2 separate regions of the Homo sapiens genome follow, and region 2 is linked to region 1. A link is a contact called in ENCODE Hi-C or POLR2A ChIA-PET data. All regions are on one chromosome and are shown on one strand. Each heading gives the region's core, a stretch centred on a gene start or an enhancer-like site at or near the end of the contact. The rest is flanking DNA. Distances are from core to core; before and after follow the strand shown. Region 1 has its middle 56 kb from the start of BCAR3. Region 2 has its middle 67 kb from the start of MIR760.

Evidence for each region. A loop is a pair of places that touch in the nucleus more often than their neighbours do. ChIA-PET counts read pairs that join two places held with the same protein, here RNA polymerase II (POLR2A). Pooled maps may share reads with other maps.
Region 2: a loop to region 1 is called in a map of PC-9, with 11 times the contacts of the local background. The contact joins two enhancer-like sites. A Hi-C loop is called at or near these places in 8 of 168 maps with a recorded cell type or tissue (HCT116, HepG2, MCF 10A and 5 more) and 5 of 50 pooled maps. POLR2A ChIA-PET finds 5 or more read pairs at or near these places in 5 of 52 experiments (AG04450, BJ, H1 and 2 more).

Annotation. Positions count from the first base shown.
Region 1 is chr1:93,736,619-93,740,004 of GRCh38, reverse strand. It overlaps a transcript of BCAR3 not described here. Among named protein-coding and RNA genes, the nearest start is that of BCAR3, 56 kb to the right of the region's middle. RefSeq lists an enhancer at 1,238-2,437. Within about 2 kb of position 1,609, at least 4 of the 41 ENCODE cell types and tissues checked have a DNase peak (open chromatin) inside an H3K27ac peak, as active enhancers do; they include HCT116, PC-3, PC-9 and 1 more, where a contact is called at or near this core.
Region 2 is chr1:93,778,060-93,781,233 of GRCh38, reverse strand. It overlaps a transcript of BCAR3 not described here. Among named protein-coding and RNA genes, the nearest start is that of MIR760, 67 kb to the left of the region's middle. Within about 2 kb of position 1,518, at least 6 of the 41 ENCODE cell types and tissues checked have a DNase peak (open chromatin) inside an H3K27ac peak, as active enhancers do; they include HCT116, PC-3, PC-9 and 1 more, where a contact is called at or near this core.

The sequences.
Region 1 (3,386 bases), core at 360-2,859:
GAGTGCAGTGGCATGATCTCGGCTCACTGCACCCTCCGCCTCCCAGGTTCAAGCAATTCTGCTTCCTCAGCCTCCCGAGTAGCTGGGATTACAGGCATGGGCCATGATGCCTGGCTAATTTTTTATATTTTTTGTAGAGACGGGGTTTCACCATGTTGGCCAGGCTAGTCTCAAACTCCTGACCTCAGGTGATCCACCCGCCTCAGGCTCCCAAAGTGCTGGGATTACAGGCATGAGCCACTGCACCTGGCCAGCTCTTTTCTTCCATGTACTGTACTCATTTTTTAGGCATATTCCATCCCCTTAGGGCAGGGCTGAGTACGTAATTGGTAGGGCTCAGTGCACAATGAACATGTAGGGAGGGCCTCATTCTAAAGTTATTAAGAATTGCAAGATGACAATCGCAGAGCATTAAACCAGCTGTGGGATCCTTCCAGCTCAGGGCCCTGCATGCGTTCTAAGAGGCTACATTTCTATAGGCAAGGTTAACTGGGTCAAAGATGACACTATACATTTTTGGTCATTTTTTATTTTAGAATATTTTAATACTGTATTAAAAGATTAAAACATAAAGATTTTAATCAGTCATTACTAGTTCTTTTTTAAATATAGAGGTCCTTAAATTTGGGAGATATGAACATCTAGGCACCCCTTCTATTAACACTTAACTGATTCTAATCACTACTTAACCCTAATTTTCACCCATCCTTGAGTAGCACTGCATTTCCCATCTCACAGGCTCCTCTGTGGCTCTGAAATGTCTCGTCTTAACTGGAGTAGGGGTCATCTAAGGTTGCGGCAGCTGTCATGTAACCATGCCACCCAGAGAGGACAATTTCCCTGGGGAAAGGAAGTTTATTTCCCAGTTGTACCGCTTGAAACCCAGGGAGCAGAACCTGGGAGATTAACACCTACAGCACAGAGGACGAAAAACGTTCAGTATTGTCCAGCAAGTCAAGGTGGGAATTCCAGGAGATTAGAGGCAGTGCCAGGTGCCTTTCCACCAGTTGCTTGGGTGGGGTCAGGAAAACATATCCTCAGAGGACAGAGGCCAAGGCTTTGCCCCTCTGCTCTTCCCACGGCTCCTATTCTCTGGCCCTGGCTCTCAGGTTATCCTTTGTTCACCTGAAGGGTCCTAACTAAAGTTGCCAGATTCAACTAATAATAAATACAAAGTTCAAATTTAACTGGATAGACTGTATTTTATCTGGCACCCCCAGTCCTAACCCTGGCACCCCCCGCCCCACCCTGTCTTGGCTGACTCAGGACTGGCTTCTTAATGACTGTAACTGCTCCCCGACCAGTGCTCTCCCCACCAGCATCTCCCACCAGGCTTCCTTGGACTTAGCTGCTGATCTGCCTTGCCCTGCCCTGCCCAGCCCTCTGATGGGGACTTCACAGACAAGCTGTTAACCACCATGGAAGATGCCAGTGCCAGGCGGAGACTCATCTCCGACCTGCGGTCAGCTCTGCCGGGACCTCTGTGCATTCCTTCCCAGTGCAGCTCATCCTTGGCACTGAGACCCATGGCGGGGGAGGGCGGAGCACAAGCTTAGCTCCATCACCGGCCTGCAGGGTAGGCTCAGAGTGCATTGAGGTGGTAACTGTGGCTTGGGAATGCCTATTAGACAAGTTATTCTCCTCAATTTCATTTCATTTTAAATTTCCCTTTTTGGAAATGAGCATGAAAGTATTGAGTGTCAGGAATGTCCACATTTCTTGATGATATGTCATTGAATCCTCATAACAATACTATGAGGTGAGTAATATTGTCCCTACTTTGAAGATGAAAAAACTAAGGTTCCACCACCTTACTATTGGTAGATTTCAAAGCTTGAATTAAACTCTGATCTTCTAAATCCAAGCCCAGGAGCTGGGTGCAGTGGCTCATGCTTGTAACCCCAGCACTTTGAGAGGCCAAGGCAGGAGGATCGCTTCAAGCCAGGAGTTCAAGATCAGCCAAGGCAGCAAAGCAAGACCCCGTCTTTAAAAAATAAAAATAAAAAAATAAGGCTGGCATGGTTGTGCTTGCTTATCCTAGCTACTTGTGAGGTTGAGATGGAAGGATCACCTGAGCCCAGGATTTCAAGGTTACAGTGAGCTATGATCACATCACTGCACTCTAGCCTGGGTGACAGAGCAAGAGCCCATCTTGAAAAAAATTACCCCAAGCCCATGCTTTATTGTTGCACAGTTTCATCATTGACCACCCAAACAGAAACTTTTGAATAATTAATTGTTCATACCTCACTCTTTCTCCAATCTGATCCCTATGTCCTTATGATTTTGCCACTGAAATGCCTCTTGATACCACTGTATTGGCTTCCTAGGGTTGCTGTAACAAATGACCACAGACTGGGTGGCTTAAAACAACATGAATTTATTCTTACAGTTCAGGAGGCCAAAAGTCCAGAATCAAGATGTCAGCAGGGTCGGTTCCTTCTGGAGACTCCAAGGGGAGAACCATCCTGTGCCTGTCTCCTTGCTTCCGGTGATTGCCAACATCCCCGACATTCCTTGGCTTGTAGCTGCATCACTCCAGGCTCTGCCTCTGTTGTCACATGGCTTCTTCCCTGTGTGTCTCTCTGTGCTTAGGTACATCTCTCTCTCCTCTTTCTTATATAGGCATCAATTACTAGATTTAGGGCCCTCCCGAATCCACTATGTCCTCATCGTAACTAATTACACCTGCAAAAGACCCTATTTCCAAATAGGATCACATTCTGAGGTTCTGGGTGAACAGGAATTCTTGGGGGACACCATTCAACCCAGTACAACTGCTATCTCTCTACTCCAGACTTTCACCATCACCACTGTTCTGCTTTGAGGCTTTCCCCTCTCCAATTCATACATTGCTCAAAAATTTGCTTTCTGAAAAGCAAATCTGACCACAGCACTCCACAACTTAAAAATGGTCACATATCTAAATGGCTTCTAGCAGTGGTTCTCAAACTTGAGTGTGCAAAAGGATCACCTGGAGAGCTTCTTAAAACTCAGGTTAGAGAGCCCCATCCCAGAGCTTCTGATCCAACAGGAGAAGCTGGAATCTGCATTTCAACATGCGTAAGATGATTCTGATGCAGATGGACCGTAGACCATGCTTTCAGAAAGGTCTATAGCATAAAATGCAAAAGCCTAACAAAACCCAGCACACAGAAAGCACTCAACGAAAGTTAACCATGATGATTTTTTATTTTCATAGCTTTGCTCATTTTGCCTACTTTTCCTGGGAATTTTTTCCCTCCTTTTATCACTTGGAATAGTTTCTTTTATCCTTCAAAATCCAGTGACGAGGCCATCATCTCTGTAAAATCTTCCTGGACCCCCTTAGTGCCATATTAGTTACTGTCTTCTTGTCCATTCCCCCATAATTATTGCTGGTATTC
Region 2 (3,174 bases), core at 269-2,768, 41 kb before region 1:
CAAATTTCAGTGTCCATAGAGTTTTACTGGAACATAGCCATGGTTGTTTCTTTTGTATTGTCTTATTTTCTGCCTCTCCAAGAAAGCTTGCTGACTCCTGGCATAGGCCAAGTGGACTAGGGGCAGGTGCTTTAGTCAGCTGGACCTTGGAGAACTGGGCAATCTCCTCCACTCCACAGCTCTATACATGGTGGCTGCCCTTCTTTTCCTACTGGCCCTCCCCTGGGGTTCCAGAGTACCTTTTGTTCAAGCCAGCCCCACTTGACCCAGGGCACTGGGATCTAGATTTCTGAACAATGAGCCAAATCATTGCAGAATCATAGGGGGAATCAGGACAAGGCTGTTTTGAGATTAAAATGAAATAAAATATGTGAAAGTACTTTGTAAATGCAAAGGATGTTATTATTTAGCAAGTAATGGTTAAGGGGTATCAGTGAGGTTTTTTACTCTTCTTAGTAAATTTAGTAATGTATGTTATGTTCACTTTTAACAAAATGTATTATTAACCAGAATACCCTAATTTCTGTCCAGATCAAAAAAGATTTTAAACCAAATGAAACCATCCACAATGCATGTCAAACGCACCCCCAAAATGGAGTTTTGAGCTTCTAGCCCTTTCTGCAAAGAAAATCCTGGCTCCTCCATCTTGTTTTTTTTTTTTTTCCTCTCCTCTTCACTTCCTGTTTACCATCTCCATTTTCTTTTCCAGTCTCTGTGCCTGTGCTTTGGGCCACTTGATTGCTTTGGGTGGCCAGAGTAGAGAGCAGATGAATGTCATTGTGTTTGAAGAAGCCAAGGAAATGTGACAGAAGAGTTTTAAGAGAATCATCAGCCCAGTGTAGACATTTCAAGTGATGTTAAGAGTTGGAGTGGAAGAAACATTATGAGTCAATTCCTCAGTCACTATTATGGGATAACCAGGATTTGGTAGGAAAAGCAGAAGGAAGAGGTAGATGGCATAAGAATCAAAGATCATTTGTACAAAGGAGAGTTGAGCAAAGTATCAGGGGAGCTAGGACAATGCTGATCGCTTCTGAGTCCCCACAGGATGTGGGAAAATGAGCAGCCTTCCATGAAAAAGGTGGCAAAGGAAGGCCACAGAGGAGTCCTGTAAGGGAACAGAAAAGAAAAGGCTGAGGTTTGGGTGTTGTCTACCTTAAGCAGGCCCTGAGGGTGGGAGGGAATTCCAGGAGCAGTGGGGGATGAGGTCAGTGGGAAGGAGGTTGGAAACAATGTGGGTTTGAGGATGAGAAGACATGTCCTGAGGGGTTTACCTTTTGGGTGGAGGCCAAGGGCAACAGGAACCGGAGTCACCTAGGATTAGCTGGTCCCAAATTGTAAATGAAGCACTGGGGTCATGTTGTTCACATCCTGGGATTGGGGGAGGAGGGAAGAGGTGGGCATGAGAGGCCCTGCTGGGCTGGAGGTGGGTATTGCAGCTGCCACATACCATTCCCTTGCTGCAAAATCCTTTAGCAGAATGTCTGCTATCCAGGAGTACGTGCATTGTTAAGTTTGTTCTCATTTCCTGAACAACTTACGCACTAAGCAATTACTTAAAGCGCTGAAGGAAGAGGCTCAGGTTTCTAATGACATTCTGTCAACATGACTAATGCTACCCTGGAACACCCTTCCCCTAGGTATCTGCATGGCTCACTTTCTTTTTCAACCAAGTTTCCCTCAAAGAGGGGTCTTCTCTGATCCCAATACCCAAATAGCCCTACTCATCACTCACTATCCTCTTGCCATGCTTTATTTTTCTTCATTTTACTTATGTCCACCGACTCATCCTTATTTGTTTATTAGTTGGTACCTGTCATTCTCACTAGAATGTAAGCCACATGAGGTTAGGAGTTTCCTTTTGTTCTCTACCCTATTCTCCACTGCTGAAAATAGTGCCTGGCATACAACACAGCTCAATAAACAGCTGTGGGCAAATGAATGAATGAATGACTTGGCCCTGGCCAAGTCATTGGACCTCAGGAATGGCATCTTTCAATTAGAAGTTGTTGCTACTCTAACGATTTTGTTAATCATTAGGTGGCCTATCTTCACCATGCTTCCTATACAAAAGTGAATTGCCTAAAACTCAGCATCGGCGCTTCTCCCTCAAAGTTTTAGACAATAAACTCTGACTGTTTGAAACTCAGCTGTTTGCCTTCACCACTCCTCCTCCCATCTTGCCTCCTCCCATCCTCCTCAACTGCTTTTTCTGATGTTGGCCAAGATATCAGAACCTGAGATTAGTATCAGAAAATTGAGCTCCTACCATGACCCCACACCAAAGCTTGAGGCTTTCAATAACAAAGACAGACACCCTCCTTTCTCCAAGAGCCTATATATTGTGAGGGAATTGATAATTAAATATGTGATTGTATAATGGTTTAATGAGAACCACAACAGGGGAGGTGCTACCTTCAGAAAGGCTTCCCTCGAGAAATGATACCTGAGTATTAAACTGCAGGATGAGTAGGATTCAGCTGAGCAAAGAAGGGTTGGAGAAAAGTAGACAGCAGGGAAAATCCCTGATCCTAGAGAAGTGGGTCTTGTTGGAGGAGCCAGAACTGGCAGGTGGCTGGGAACCCAGTAGGAGGTGTGAGTAGTGGGTAAAACCAGGGCTGCAACAAGCGTTAGAAACAGATTATCCTAAGGCAAAAATAACTCCCTTTCACTGCTGCTGCTGGTTTGGTTGGCAAAAGGAAAAAAAAAAGGACTCCATGATTTTAGTAATCAGATTGCTGGTAATAATATTGGTATTATTATTCTGATACTATTCACTATATATATAATAGGATAGAGCAAATAAGTAATTAGGCTAATGTTGATAGAAACCAAGATTCTTCACCATAAGAGATGCAAATATAAAATTTTTAAAATTGTAAAAATTCTGTAATTTTAAATTTGAATAAAATATATTAGTGTAAACTAATGATACATTTTCTTATCTTAAATCTGTTTCCTATCTCTGACCACTATTAAGGCCTAGAAACAATGACCAGTCAAATGCAGTCCATGCCCCTAGTACCGGTTTGTAGTCTCTAAATTATGCTTCCCACCAAATGGAACCAGGGTTTATTTCAGAAATGGATGGTCCAGAGGAGGAATTGCATATGATGAAGCTTAAACACCATGATATACCAGATAGTGAGGGAAGTGTCAGAGATCCCTGGGGTC